Regions from separate parts of the Homo sapiens genome. Here region 2 is linked to region 1. A link is a loop called in an ENCODE intact Hi-C map of the cell type or tissue named here. Cell type or tissue: PC-3. All regions are shown on one strand.

Evidence for each region. Hi-C counts contacts between places; a loop is a spot of excess contacts. Peaks named below come from ENCODE experiments on the same cell type or tissue, not always from the same donor. Only the 100,000 strongest peaks of a DNase experiment are listed, where the experiment ranks them.
Region 2: it touches region 1 in a loop (2.6-fold over the local background); 5 of 110 quality-filtered maps call a loop at or near these places.

Annotation. Positions count from the first base shown.
Region 1 is chr18:24,171,178-24,179,177 of GRCh38, reverse strand. OSBPL1A (oxysterol binding protein like 1A) reads left to right here. Exons shown (of 28, transcript NM_080597.4): 21 at 983-1,165; 22 at 6,695-6,802; 23 at 7,680-7,769. Among named protein-coding and RNA genes, the nearest start is that of CABYR, 36 kb to the right of the region's middle. In PC-3, a CTCF peak has its summit at 2,246 (motif pointing left); a DNase peak (open chromatin) is centred at 4,967; H3K27ac peaks cover 960 bases.
Region 2 is chr18:24,227,708-24,235,707 of GRCh38, reverse strand. All of the region lies in intron 16 of OSBPL1A (oxysterol binding protein like 1A), which reads left to right. Among named protein-coding and RNA genes, the nearest start is that of MIR320C2, 90 kb to the left of the region's middle. RefSeq lists an enhancer at 1,470-2,079. In PC-3, no CTCF peak of the experiment used is centred here; DNase peaks (open chromatin) are centred at 3,477, 4,787, 6,857 and 7,247; H3K4me3 peaks cover 753 bases; H3K27ac peaks cover 4,657 bases.

The sequences.
Region 1 (8,000 bases):
AAGTTTGGCATGAATATGGTGACCTCCCAGGAGAGGGAGGTCAGAAATGGACGCAGGTCAAAACTCCTGTGCTGGTCAGTGGTGGGCTTGCACCCATCATTAGCCACTGCGCTCCAGCCTGGGCAACAGTGAGGCCCTCTTATAAAAATATCTCTTTATTAAAAAATATAAATAAAATATATTAGCATAAGTATATATTGTTTGCATGAAGCCAATGACTGCATCTGTAAGTGCAGTTCTGTTTGCTTGAGCTAGCCTGTGTCTTGTTTATATATGATTAAGGGACTTTATTTGGCTTTAGTTTTTCTATGCGTTCCTCCTCTTCTCTGCACAAGTTTTGATCTCATTTATTCCCTAGATGTTTGAAAGTGGACACACTAGATTTCTCTAATGTAAAAGGAATGATGTGTTTTAAATTTACATGACTAATATTTTTTCATGCAAATCATTCAAATTCATCTGGGTGTTCTTTGTTTTAATTTGTTCAAGTAGCTAGCATTACAACATTGGATTTGGTGGTTTGGGTTGCATTTGTATAATTTCTCATATATGAAGTTGTTTCATTGCAATGAGAATAAAGAATTGTTGGCCGGGCATGGTGGCTCATGCCTGTAATCCCAGCACTTTGGGAGGCTGAGGTGGGTTGATCACGAGGTCAGGAGTTCGAAACCAACCTGGCCAACATGATGAAACCCCCGTCTCTACTAAAAATACAAAAATTAGCCAGGTGTGGTGGTGCATGCCTGTAATCCCAATTAGTCGAGAGGCTGAGGGAGGAGAAGTGCTTGAACCTGGGAGGCAGGGGTTGCAGTGAGCCAAGATCACGCCACTGCTCCAGCCTGAGCGACAGAGCAAGATTTTGTCTCAACAACAACAACAAAAGAATTGTTTACTTTGAAAGGGCAATTATGTACATGTTTAATGATAGAGTTAATTATAATGTTGCTTTTTTTTTTCTTTTTTTTTTTTTTTAAATCTTAAGAGATGACCTTGGATTTAGACTCATCTCCGAACAGGTCAGCCATCACCCACCAATCAGTGCATTTCATGCTGAAGGATTAAACAATGACTTCATCTTTCATGGCTCTATCTATCCCAAACTGAAATTCTGGGGGAAGAGTGTAGAAGCAGAACCCAAAGGAACCATCACCTTGGAGCTCCTTGAGTGAGTTCTGATCAAGCCATTACACTCTTTTCATGTAGACCTGCCTGTAAGTGTAGACATGCACACTCAGCTGACCTTACTGTTCAAAAGCTGGAGAAAAAGAAACAGCTTTCATACAGTGCAAACTGTCTACGTCTATGTAAAAGAATTTGAGAAACATGGCAGTAGCCATTGCTAATTAATCTGGGTATGTGTAAATAGTTTAACTTGATTTTTGACTCTGGTGTTTGGATCTATTTTAAGATCGATGGAGTTAATTGCTTCATGACAGTTCTTATGAAACATGCTTTTTTATATCCTTGTGCCAATGTTTTGTTTACAGATCTTTCAAAATGAATTCACTCTGAGAAATAATGAAATGACAATTGTGTGGCACATGTTAGGCGTTAGATAAATTGGGAGTTCTCTTCTTTTGTAAGATTAGCTTTAAATCCACAATTAATTCCAGTTAGGAGAGAATAAGCATACGATACCCTATCTCTTTAACACTGATTACAACTAGATACCCCGGACAGAAGACAAAGCAACAACCCAAAGACTCTGAAAAGTAGATAGTAGCAGGCAGACTGGGGAGAGAAATCAAAACCTGAACACCAATATGGCAGTGAGTTTACTGGTTTTATATATTTCTCCCAAATCTGGCTCAGAATCAGAGCAGCAAATTGCAGAACTGGGGATTAGAGGCCGACCGAAAAAGTTCTGAGAGTAATTCTTTCTTTCTAATTAAAGGACCTAGAAAGATACCCTTGCAGGAAGTAGAGAATAGGGGAAATCCTGTTTTAATTTTGTCTCACAGCCTTGCCCCAAAGCAAGCACTAGGGTCTGTAGCTACACTCCTGCTGCGATGGTGGCTGTGGCAATCACACACGTACCTCAGAGTCCTTCTCTTTGGCCAGAGAAACTGAGTAAAGGAACCCCTGGGGTTCAAAGAGTGTGAGAGAATTCCTGTTACTTGTTTTTCTTTCTTTTCTTTTACCCCTTTGCCCCAGAAGAAGACCTAGTTGTGGGAGATACAAGACAGAGCAGAGAGGCTCAAACCCCAGCTTGCCAGCCGGAGGGGAGAGAAAGCGCCCCCTGGTGTCTAAGAGTGTTGGGGAAACCACAAAGAGGAGGGAGCTCAAGAAAGGGGTCCCCTGAAGCTGCATTATGAGTTCCTACGCTCATCCCTACACACATGCATTGAAATGACCCAGAAGGGTACACAAGGGCCTCAGGATCTGAAATGCTGTGTGGCCTGAGAGCCAGGTCCCTGGATGGCTATTGAGGGGTGGATCTGAGCAGCACTACAGAGGCTTTGAAAATTAAACTGACACTGGAATGAAAGCTCACAGGAGGAGAGTCAGGACTTCTGGCCTGAAACTCTGTTAATTGCCTACTAAAAAAAATTTTTATCAGTATTCTCCAGAAGAGGTTAAGAGGACAGAGTCTTACAATATTCAGGTGTGCAGAATACAATCCAAAATCATTCAGCATACCAAGCAACAGGAAAATCTCAACAAACTAAAATAGAAAAAGACATTTTAGCCAAAAAAAAAAAATAGAAGTATTTTTGGAAATTTTAGTACTAAAAATATAGTAATAGAATATAATAACTGGGATAGGCTCAATGGCAGAATGCAAATGTCAAAATATGTAAAGGATGTGTATGTTGAAAACTACAAGATACTGTTGAAAGTAATCAAGAATTACCTCAGTAATGCAGAGACACACTGTCTCGATATATTTGGAAGCCTCAATTATAGTTAAGATGTCAGTTCACCCCTCACTGATCTATAAGCAGTCTGTATGAGCACAGTCCAAATCAAAATCCCAAGATGATTTTTAATAGATACAGAGAAGTTGATTCTAACTTACGAATTCTAAGTTTGTATGGAAAGGCAAATGACAGAACAGCCAAAATAATTTTGAAAAGGAAGAACAGAATTGATGGACTCCCACTACCCAATTTTAAGGCTTAATGCTAAAGCTGTTGTAATCAAGACAGTGTGGTGGTGGCCAAACTATAGACAAAGTATAGATTAATGCGACGGGGAAGGGAATCCAGAAATTGACCCGCAGAAATGTGGTCAGTTGATTTTTGACAAAGCTGCAAAGGCAATACAGCTAAGAAGAATAGTCCTTTCCACAGACAACCATCTGTGCTATGGAGACAGTTGGACATCTATATGTTAAAAAATGAACCTCAAACTAGACCTCACGCCTTTTACAAAAATCAGCTCAAAATAGATCATTTACGTAAAATGTAAAACTAAGGGTTTTGGAAGAAAACATAGGAGAAACTCTTACAACTTTGGATTAGGCAAAGAACTCTTATGGATATGATACCAAAATTATAACCCATAAAAGACAAAAAGTGATAAATTAGATGTTATTAAATTAAAAACCTTATATCGAAAGATACTGTTCAGAGAATGAAAAGATAAACTATAGAATAGTAAAAATTATTTGCAAATCATATAGCCAACAAAGGACTTGTAGCCACAATATATAAAGAATTCTTAAAACTCAACAGTAAGAAATGATAAGGTCAGGCGCAGTGACTCATGCCTGTAATCCCAGCACTTTGGGAGGCTGAAGTGGGAGGATCACTTGAGCCCAGGAGTTAGAGACCAGCCTGGGCAACATAGTGGGATCCTTGTCTCTAGTAAAAGATTTTAAAAATAGCCAGGTTTGGTGACATGCACCTATAGTCCCAGTTGCTTGGGAGGCTCAGGTGGGAGGATCTCTCAAGCCCAGGAGTTCGAGGCTGCAGTGAGCCATGATTGCGCCATTGTATTCCAGCCTGGGCAACAGAGTGAAACCCTGTCTCTGGAACAACAACAACAAAAAAGAACAATAAAAAATGAATAGATACTTCATATATATATATATATGTGTATATATATATATATATATATATATATACATACACATGGCAAATAAGCACATGAAGTCAGCTGATTGCAGTGGCTCACACCTATAATTCCAGTTACTTAGGAGGCTGAGGCAGGAGGATTGCTTGAGGCCAAGAGTTCAAGACCAGCCTAGGCAACATAGTGAAAATCCGTCTCTAAAAAAATAAAGTAAAATAAATTTAGCCAGGCATGGGGACACATGCCTGTAGTCATAGCTACTAGGGAAGCTAAGGCAGGAGGGTCACTTGAGCCGAGGAGTTCGAGGCTGCAGTGAGCTATGATCCACCACTGCACTCCATCCTAGGTAGTAGAATAAGACCTCATCTCTAAAAAAAAATAAATAAAAATTTAAAAAGATGTTCAACAGCATCAGTTATTAGAGAACTGCAGAGTTAAAACCACAATGAGCTATCCTATTTATACCTATTACAATTTATATTTATACCTATTACAATGTCTAAAATCAAAATAATTGTAAACATTGACAATACCAAGTGCTGACAAGGATGTGGAGGAGCTAGAAATCTCATACAGGTTGAGTATCCGTTTTTTAAAATATACCAAAAGTGTTTTGGATTTTGAATATTTTCAGATTTTGTAATATTTGCAATATACCTACTGGTTTAGCATCTCAAATCCAAAATTCCAAAATCTGAAATACTCCAGTGACCATTTCCTTTGAGTGTCATGTCAGTGCTCAAAAAGTTTCAGACTTTGGAGCATTTCAGATGTCCAAGTTTTGAATTTGGAATGCTCAACCTGTGTATTGTTGGTGTTGGAATGTAAAATGGTAGAGCCACCCTGGAGAACAGTTTGGCAGTTTCTCATCCAGTTAACCTTATGTTTACCACATGACTCAGCAATATCACACCTAGGTATTTGCCTTAGAGAAATGGAAACTTACGTTCATCCCAAAACCTGTATACAAATGTTTACAGTAGCATTATTCATCATCACCAAAAACTGAAAACAGCCCACATGCCCTTCAGTGGGTGAATGGTCACACAAACTGTGGCATATCCATACAGCGGAATCCTACTCAGCACAAAGACTGATACGTAGAACAACACAGATGAATTTCAGGTGCATTATACAAATTGAAGATGCTAATCTCAAAAGGTAATCTACATTTATATGACGTCTGGAAAAGGAAAAACTATTGCAATGGAGAACAGATCAGTTGTTGGGGATAAGGAGTGAGTTGGAGATCCAGGGATTAGGAGTGGAGAAAGGTTTGACTACCAGGAGAAGTATGAACAAAGTGTTTGTGGGTGGAGGAGTTGTTTAGGATCCTGATTGTGTTGGTGGTGGTTACACAGATCTGTGCAAGCATAAACCTGAGTACCAACAAAAATGAATTTTACCTTATGTAAATTAAAAGACACATATCTAAGGACAAATATATGAAGGTGCAGCGGTGGCTCACGCCTGTAATCCCAGCACTTTGGGAGGCCAAGGCGGGTGGATCACCTGAGGTCAGGAGTTCGAGACCAGCCTGGCCAATATGGCAAAAACCCATCTCTACTAAAAATACAAAAATTAGCCGGGCATGGTGGCACGTGCCTGTAGTCCCAGCTCCTCGGGAGGCTGAGGCCCGAGAATCACTTGAACCCGGGAGGTGAAGGTTGCAATGAGCCGAGATCACGCCACTGCATTCCAGCCTGGGTGACACAGCGAGACTCTGTCTCAAAAAAAATAAAAAGTAAAATAAAACTTTTTTTTTAACTTTTATTTTAGGTTTGGGGGTACATGTGCAGGTTTGTTCTGTTGGTAAACTGTTGTCATGCGGGTTTGTTTCGTCACCCAGGTACTAAGCGTAGTACCCAATACTTATTTTTTCTGATCCTCTCCCTCCTCCAAACCTCCATCCTGAGGTAGGCCCCAGTGTCTATTCATCCCTTCTTTGTGTTCATGAGTTCACATCATTCAGCTCCCACTTATAAATGAGAACATGTGGTATTTGGTTTTCTGTTCCTGCGTTAGTTTGCTAAGAATAATGGACTCCAGCTCCTCCATATTCCCAGAAAAGACATGATCTTGTTCTTTTTTATGGCTTCATAGTATTCCATGGTGTATGTGTGCCACGTTTGCTTTATCCAATCTATCATTGATGGGCATTTAGGTTGATTCCATGTCTTTGCTGTTGTGAACAGTGCTGCAGTGAACATTCCCGTGCATGTATCTTTATGGTAGAATGATTTCTATTCCTCTGGATATATAGGATTATAAAATCAGAGTTTATTCACATAGATGAGTTTTTTTCCTTTGGTGAGCTGGAGGGTACTTTCTCTAGAAAGTGCTAAATAGACTTTTTATTTTGTGTCTCTACTTTAGCTTTTTTTAATGTTTCATGACACTTTTGAATGCTTAAAATGATTATGTACGTAGTTTATTTGGAGTTTGGTGGAAGTATAGAATTTTTTCTTAAGCTGTTACTCCCTTTTAAGAAACAAGAATGGGCAAATGATCCCAATTTTATGGTGAGTTAACATCAATAGAATTTTTAAAGGCTTAGAACGTAGTTATCTCAAGCAGCCTGGTTTGTTATTCTGAGTAATGGCATTTGGAACAAGTGTACTTTTTAAACAAAGTGATACCTCTCACTTATGCTTCTGGGTTTGGTTTTGTTTTTTAGACACAATGAGGCATATACATGGACAAATCCCACCTGCTGTGTGCATAATATCATTGTGGGTAAACTGTGGATCGAACAGTATGGCAATGTGGAAATTATAAACCACAAGTAAGGCACCTTGGGTACTTCGTCCATTCCTTCAGTTTTCATCAAGCAGTTTTAGTGGACATCAGTTTTTTTGTTTTGTTTGTTTTTAAAGAAAAGCTCTAGAACAGGCTGATGAAAATTTAAGAATCATGCAATATATCTGGGCGCGGTGGCTCACGCCTGTAATCCTAGCACTTTGGGAGGCCGAGGCGGGTGGATCACGAGGTCAGGAGTTCGAGACCAGCCTGGCCAAGATGGTGAAACCCCGTCTCTACTAAAAATACAAAAATTAGCCGGGCACGGTGGCGGGTGCCTGTAATCCCAGCTACTCAGGAGGCTGAGGCAGGAGAATTGCTTGAACCCAGGAGGCGGAGGTTGCAGTGAGCCGAGATAGCGCCACTGCACTTTAGCCTGGATGACAGAGCAAGACTCCATCTCAAAAAAAAAAAAAAAGGATCAGGCAATATAACTAACTCTTGAATGACTAGAAGCCCATTTATTTAATAAAGAGGGTTCATTAAAGTCTCTGATTAAGGAAGACTGGGTGAACCCAGCTTACCCAGCTTCTGTGAACCTTAATTCCAATCTCAGCTCATTTTGCTTCCTTTGTTTAGTGGGGGCCAGGGAGACAGGGCATAGGAGTTACTAGAAAGAGCTGGGCTCCCATTCTACTTTGTGACCTTAGGCAAGTCATGTATTCTTTCTGCCCCTCACATACCTTTTCTTTATGGTGGGAAGATTACCAATTGAGGATTAATCATTATCACTTTAGTATGGAGCCTGGCACACAGAGAAAATCCATAAACAGTAGCTGCTGCTAGAAAAGTGATCACAGTTATTTTTCTCTACTGCTGCTTTGCTAATAAATGATAATCTGAACTTAGTATTTTCTTTATAGGACTGGGGACAAATGTGTGTTGAATTTTAAGCCATGTGGCCTTTTTGGTAAGGAATTACACAAAGTTGAAGGCTACATTCAAGATAAAAGGTAAAATTTCTCTTTTAAATGTTGAATAGTATAGATTTTGTTCACTAGATAAAATGTCGGTATTAAAATACATTGTCGGCTGGGCACAGTGGCTCACACCTATAATCCCAGCACTTTGGGAGGCTGAGGTGGGCAGATCACGAGGTCAGGTTCAAGACCAGCCTGGCCAACATAGTAAAACCCCATCTCTACTAAAAATACAAAAAAATTAGCCAGGCATGGTGGTGGACA
Region 2 (8,000 bases), 57 kb before region 1:
CTTACATATTCAGCTGTCAGCTTTATGTATAAAAAACAAATGCTTGCTCTTCCTCCCAGATACTATTTCTCCTGGAATTGGCCTCATTTTTGTAAATGGCACCTCTTCATCTCCTAAAGCCAGAAACTAGGAGTGATTCGTGACATTTCCATGAGACATAGAATCGAGGCCTGGCCATTCTGCCTTCAAATCATATCTTGAATTCATCTGTGTTTTACTAATGGAGGGTAGCAGTTAAAAGTATAGGTACTCAAGCTGAAGGCTCTTGCTTAGTCAAAGCTCTACCATTCCCCTACTCTTGGGAAAGTTACTTCACTTTCCTCTGCCTCATTTCTTCATCTGCAAATGGGTCATAGGATCATTGCAAAGAATTAACTAATACATATTTGTAATGTACTTAAAACAGTGCCAGGCACACTAAGGGGCTAGCAGATATTAGCTCTCATTATGGTGACCCGCACTGCACCTACTTTCCTCTAGCCTCTTAACTGATCTTGGTGCTTCCAGCCTTGGCCTGCTGACGTTCATCCCGTACACACCATCCATGGTGATCCTTTGTTGACAATCACATCATCGCATTCCCTCACCTAGAATTTTTCAGTGGTTTCTCATTGCACTTAAAATGAAACTCAGATGCCTTCACGGACCTTCAAGGCTCTCGACATGATCCAGACCCTACTGCCTCTTCACACTCACTTTGTCCCCTTGTTCCCTCCACTTACTATACCAGTGCCTCCTCCAGGCCTCAGATGCAGTAGTGATGTCAGGCAGTTGGATGCACAGTTAGTAAAGAGCAATGAAAAGTATACAAACCTCCACTTCATTTGAAGCTTAATTTTAACAACTAAATCATGACGATAGATGAAATCAAGCCTATCCTGATATTGAGAAGGTATGAAAAAAAAAGATTTTTCAACTTACTCTTCTTAAAAGATTTAAAAAATATTTTCACTAAATGTTTAATCTTTTAAAAAGTTGTTAACTCGTGTTACTTTAAAATAAAGGGATAACTTCATTAGATCTAAAGTCCATGTGGTTTCCTGTTTCCCTTTATCATATCCCTTTAAGCTTTTTCAGATAAGCAAGATCAATGGAAATCTACTCATAAGGTGGGTGAAGCAAGCCTTGGTGCAGAGCCAGCAGTGTAAGAGAGGAATTTTTCCAGCCCCCTGGCGTCCCCCCTGGGATCGCTTGAGAAAATTATTTTTCCAGTAAGCTCAGTGACGAAACATTTCATAAAACTCCATAAAGCACACAGATTTTTTTCCCCACAAATTTGATTAAATTCCATTGTGTAAACTTATTTAAAAGGAGATAAATTTAATGAAGCCTCACATTTTGTCCTCATTGCGTGTGTGGGTGTGGGAGTGGGTGTGTTTAAGGAATGAAATGGTTATGTCAAGTGAAATTTCGGATATAGCTGTAAGGGAACACTTCCTGGGAAAAGGGCTAGACATTCATGCGCATTGAAACAAAAAGATATCATGAGAAACCACTGTGGATAAAGTATTCTTCAAATAAGCTTATAGAAATGCTTTATAGAAGAAGAAAGTGGTTCTTCATATATATTCATATATATTTCTACCCTATCAGTGTTGTTTTTTCTTTTTGCTACTTTGTCCACCAAGGCTCTCAAATACCTCTTCTCCTGGGTAGCCTTTCCTGACTCCTCCGGGCAGAATTAGTTTCTTTTTTTGTGTTTCCTTCAGTTTACATCTCTTTTATAGCCTCCTTGTGTTTTGTTTGTAAGATAATAGGACCCCGCAGAGGCTCACACCTGTAATTCCAGCACTTTGGGAGGCCAAGGCGAGTGGATCACTTGAGGCCAGGAGTTTTGAGACCAGCCTGGCCAACATTGTGAAACCCTGCCTCTACTAAAAATACAAAAGACTTTATCCGGGCATGGTGGCACATGCTTGTAATCCCAGCTACTTGGGAGGCTGAGGCAGGAGAATAGCTTGAACCTGGGAGGCGGAGGTTGCAGTGAGCCGAGATCGCGCCATTGCACTCCATCCTGGGCAACAGAGCGAGACTCTGTCTGAAAGAAAGAAAGAGAGAGAGAGAGAAAGAGAGAAAGAAAGAAAGAAAAATATAATAGGGACCATATCTGTTTACATCCCTGAAGTACGTAGCACAGAATCAGAGTTCTCTAAATGCTTGTCGAATGCAGGTTGTTGAAGAAATGTCATTGATGTTTCTGTCCTCCCTAAAAATATATTGTTATTCAATAATGAGCCTAAGATAATCAGGAATGCATGGTGATTTTATGCATCTATATTCACCACTTTGGATTCTGCAGGGGAGAGTAGGGATGGGTAGCAAAGGAGGAAGGAGGGATGAGATAGTATTGATATTAGAAAATGACATTTGTTCCCAAGGGGTTTACAGTAAAGTTGGAGATAGGATACTGCTACCAGGGAGGGGGCAGATGAAAATTAGTTAAAGGAGAGAAAACTAAAGGTACATGACTTTAGGAATCTCTCATAATCTTCTAAGGAGTTGTTTTTGAAACACTTATTACTGGTTAAATAACTAATTTCATGGTGGTTTTTCTTTAGTAACTAGTCTGAGAGCAGTTTCACGGAAAATTCCTGCTCTTTGAATATTGTAGGTTCAGAACGCATTACTTTTCTTACTGTGTGTTCATTTTCCTTTTGAGAAACATGTTGAGATCAGTTGCTCTAGAAAGGCTTTCTTGCTAAGCGTTCCCCTTAATGCTATTTTGGTTGAAATGTGCATGAATAATGCATAAAATCCGATAGCGTAGATGGGCAAAACCAATAGATAGTTATATCATGAAACTGAAACCAGTTTTAGCATTTCTCAGCAGATGTAAGAGTACATCTTTTAAATCTTGAACACTTGGAGGGCACCAGCCATATCATTCATCTTTCCAAACTGCTTCAGCAACTTGCACTTTACCTGATGTGTGGTAGGTACTTAGTAAATGTTGACTTATTACATCGAAGTCACATGAAAATACTTTGTTTTCTAACTATGGATTATTCTGCAACTGGCCTTTAGTTCTAGAATTGTTTTCTTTGTAGAGTTAATGCATAATGTGACCTTCCTAAAAATAATGTTGAGAAACAAGACAAATTGGGAAGCTCTGGATTTGGTAGCCCAAAATAGATCCACGTAAGATTTCCAGTAGCCCACACACTACGGTTTGTATAACTCCTCATGTTCCATTACATGTGCAGATGTTACAAATTGTAGAAAACAGTAGTAGATTTAGTTGCTTGGGGATGAGCCGGTACTTTTAAGAAACTCTGTCACAAGCAATACCCTACCATTTGGCTAATTTTGACCTTGGACATCATTCAGAGAGGATCTGTCTAGAATGTCTCCGACTCTTGTTGCTTGCTGCCAAGAATCTGTTTCAAGCTTTTGTCACTTCCTTAGTAAATTATTGCAGCAGTCTCTTGGCAGCCCCCTCTGGACTCATCCCGGTTTTCAGTTTATGATTCACTTTAAATATGTTAGGTTGTGTTTACTTTCTTTGTGTTCTTCATATTTACTGTGCTATTTCTGAGTTTATGCAGTTGTACCTCAAGGCTAAATAAAAATTTGGCACTGATATTTTAAGCTGTACCTTGGGTTGCTTTGGACATTTTCAGAACATGCCTGGTACGTGGGAAACCGTAAACAATAAAGGTATTAAATTAAGCATGTGTGCGTTTCCTGGCTGTTTTCTGTTACCTTCAGTAACAGGAGGAAGGGTGACTTGGACATTATCCACAGTTCTTCCCCATCTTGCTGCTTTGTGTACTATTTGTTCTCAGGCTGGTTTCCAAAGGTCAGGATAAAAAAGTGCTTATCAGGATAACTTACAAGAATTGTTGGCATGTTTATATTGTGAACTTTATGGCCTCTTCTTTCAGCCTTTTAATAGTAGGAAAAATTAACAAATCAACTCTTGGAAAGTTCTCTCACTCAATTACAAAAAGGAGCATAGCGGTCAGGATCTTAATTCTAGAGTAAAGTTAAAGTCACCATAAGCCGGCAATAGCCATTCATTGGCTTCCATGCTATTTTGATGAGAAAGGAGACTGTGTTCAATCTGAATGTGTTTAAAATAATTCTGAGTTCTAACATGGACAGAACTTTAAAGATCTTAAAGCAGGTGCAGTGGCTTACACCTGTAATCCTAGCACTTTGAGGCCAAAGTGGGTGGATCACTTGAGGTCCGGAGTTCAAGACCAGCCTGGCCAACATGGTGAAACCCCATCTCTACTAAAATACAAAAATGCTGGGCGTGGTGGTGGGCGCCTGTAATCCCAGCTACTAGGGAGGCTGAGGCAGGAGAGTTGCTTGAATCCAGGAGGCGGAGGTTGCAGTGAACTGAGATCACGCCACTGCACTCCAGACTGGGTGCCAGAGCAAGAGTCTGTTTCAAAACAAACAAACAAAAAGAACTTTAAAGATCTGGGCCATTGTCGACCCATAACATTAAAGCAAACTTTGTGAGATTTTACATTTTAATTCTATTAATACTGCTGTTTTAATTGAGGAACTAATCAGGTAAAGATTCTGTCCACCTTCAATGCTTCTGTAAACTAGAGCATTTTATCTTGTAAAATATATGTTTTTCAAGGTGTTATTCTGACACTTCTTAATGTTTTTGAGAGACAGGGTCTCGCTCTGTTGCCCAGTCTCAAACTCCTGGGCTTAAGTGATCCTCCACCTCAGCCTGCCGAGCAGCTGTGACTACAGGTGCACACCACTGCACGTGGCTTGATGGTTTCCCTATAAAATATAATCATCGACTGAGTCACCTGAATCCTTTTGGAACTAGATGGGAGTAAACACACCCACAAATAAGTGCTTATCAAGAGTATTCCATTTCCCGTCATTACTCAGGGCTGCACAGATTTTCCTAAGTGCTCATCAAAAGTTCAGTAAATAATGTAGGGCTATTTCATAAATCTTTTATGCTGTTTTTCAGGGGTCAGAAGTTTCCTAAAATTTTTGAGTGGTTTTGCCTGTTATAGAAACGTATATGTTTATTAAGGAGAAAATGGAGTGGGAAATAAAAAGAATAACGACAGGCTGCCATTGTCTGAAGTCTAGCTATGTATATTGTAAAAATACCTTCCTTCTGCTGCATTAAAAAAATATGGCTCTAGAAAAATCAACCAGTTTTCCTGGCAATGAGGTAAGAGTTAACCAGACCAGAATATAGTCCATGCATCCAACATGATAGCTAGCTCATTGGCTTTTAGGGACAGGTTTTTGTGTGTTTGCCTGGTTTTTGTTTGTTTGTTGTTGTTTTTATTGTAAAATATACATAACATAAACTTTCCAACGTGACCCTTTTTGAGTGTACAATGCAGTGGGATTAAGAACCTTTACTTTCCTATGCAACCATCACCACCATCTCTCTCCAGAACTTTTTTGTCATCCCAAACTGAAACTCCATCCCCATTAACTACCAACTCCCCATTCCTCCCTCCTCCCTCTCCTTGTTTGTCCTGAAAGCCTGAGTGTCGTGGCCTAACCCTACTGCAAGAGAGCACTGCAACCAGCACATGGGAGGCAGGATGCACCTCTTCCCTTCATGCTTTCTACTAAGGCATTAATATATTACCCACTAACATTTTGATGTTTATATGTGGGGGAACATTGAAGAACCCAGAATTTTATGATTGAATTATTGGTGGGGCGTGGTGGCCCATGCCTGTAATCCCAGCACTTTGGGAGGCCGAGGTGGGCGGATCACCTGAGGCCAGGAGTTCAAGACCAGCCTGGCCAACATGGTGAAACCTGTCACTACTAAAAATACAAAAATTAGCCGGGCATGGTGGCGCGCGCTTATAGTCCCAGGTACTTGGGAGGCTGGGGCACAAGAATCACTTGCGTGAGGGAGGCAGAGGTTGCAGTGAGCCGAGATCGTGCCACTGCACTCCAGCCTGGGTGACAGAGCGAGGCTTCGTCTCAAAAAAAAGCCAAAAAAAAAAAAAGATTGATTTATCACTTCATAGATACCAAGATGTAGCACTGATTTGTTTTACAGGGAGACTTGAAAATAACTTCTATGGATAGGCTTTGACTTTCATCAGCAACCTCCACAGTGGCTATGCCCTCTTTGGTATTGAGCTAAACATGTTTAAACTGAAATATCTATAGAACCATGAGTCTCCACATGAAACGATGCTGTACTAGCGATAGATTGGTGTGACCAAGGCTTTGAAGGTATAATCTCTCAAGAATGGTTCTCTGTTACTGACAGAGTAAGCCCAAACTATTTCACACAGTATACATTCCACATCTCTCTATTCATTGCACTAGAAATCACTGAGCTTTGGCTTTTAAGCAACTAGTTTTTATTTCACAGGCACTGTAAATCATGTAATTGATGTTTACTTCTTTGCCTTTGAAACTACAAAGCTCAGAGTTTATGATTCCTCTCTAGTGAGTATACAGAACCTCATGACATGTATCGGGAGACTACCTCATCCCTAGCTTCATTTTATATTTCTTCCCGCTACCTACCTTTTTCTTTTGAGACAGAGTCTCGCTGTCTCTCCCAGGCTGGAGTACAGTGGTTCAATCTTAGCTCACTGCAACCTCCACCTCCTGGGTTCAAGCAGTTCTTCCTGCCTCAGCCTTCCGAGTAACTGGGATTGCAGGGGAGTGCCACTATGCCGGGCTAATTTTTGTATTTTTGGTAGAGATAGGGTTTCATCATGTTGGCCAGTCTGGTCTTGAACTCCTGACCTCAAGTGATACACCCACCTCAGCCTCCCCAAGTGCTGGGATTACAGGTGTGAGCCACCGCGCCCAGCCTGTGTTTGCTTTTTATTTATCCTATGTAGTCAGCTTTAAGACTGACTCACAGTCTCATGTCTGCCCGTTCTGTGCCTTCCACTGCCATCTCACTGCACAGTGCATTCCTCGCTGTGTTGGCCATGGTGTTCTTATTGCTTGGGACAGCTCCTGTATTGTAACTGTCCTCATCCCCACTCTTACTCCTTGTCAGCGAACGCAGCTCAATCATCAGCCACAGTTCTTTCCTGATACAACATTCTCCACTCTGTAAAGTTGACTGATGCCTCCTTTGTAGCCCGCTGCCCCCATTCAGACTCCTGTGATCACCTAGAGAAATCTACTGAACTCGTTTGTTCACAAAACACTTCCCCGCTGCTGGGCCATGCGCAGGGACCAGATCTTATGCTTCCTTCACTTCACAGGCCTTGCAAGATATGAGGAAGGGAGGAATGAATTCAGCAGCATCAGATGTGGTGGATGAGTCAAAATAAGAATTGAAAAATGACCATTGTACTTTGCAATGTGGAAGTAATTAGCGACCTTTCTTAGAGCCCTTTAGGGGAAGGGTGGGGATAGCCTGACTATATTATAGCGAGAGGTTTGAGAGCAAAGTATAGAGGAGGAGTAAGGAGGGGGGTGAGGGGAGGGGGAAGAAAGAGGTGGAGGCACAGGGAGACAGGGAGAAGAGTAAGGACAAAGAGGGGGCACAGAGGGGGTGAGTCGGGCTGCTAATCACAGAGGACAGGGTCTGCACTGTCATCTGATGGAGCATCCCTAGGGGTCAGTGCAGTGGTCCCACGCAGGGGTTCTCAGTGTGACTGATGAGTTTGTGGGTCGTAGATCTTTATGTAGTCACTGAGTTGAAATCTTGTTCTGCGAAGTCCGTCTTTGCTTCATAGAAGCTCTTACTGTTCCGTGTTTAATGTTTATGTCTGCTTTTGCTAAAAAAAATTCTTTTTAGGTGGGTAAGTCCCTGCCTTATGATTGATGTCTCTTAAATTGCAAACACACAATCCTGTGCATAAATGCTTGAGGTATTTTGCTTCATTGCTTTATGATTTTCATGACTTCTAAATCATAAACTAATACTGTGTCTTAAATAATACCAGTACAGACGAAATTATTTTGATTTTTTACATTTTTTTTCTCAAGTGAAACAAACTTCAAAATGTTGGAGTGGAACCACCCCCACCCCAAGATGGCTGTTATCATCCCTGATGCAGGTCTTG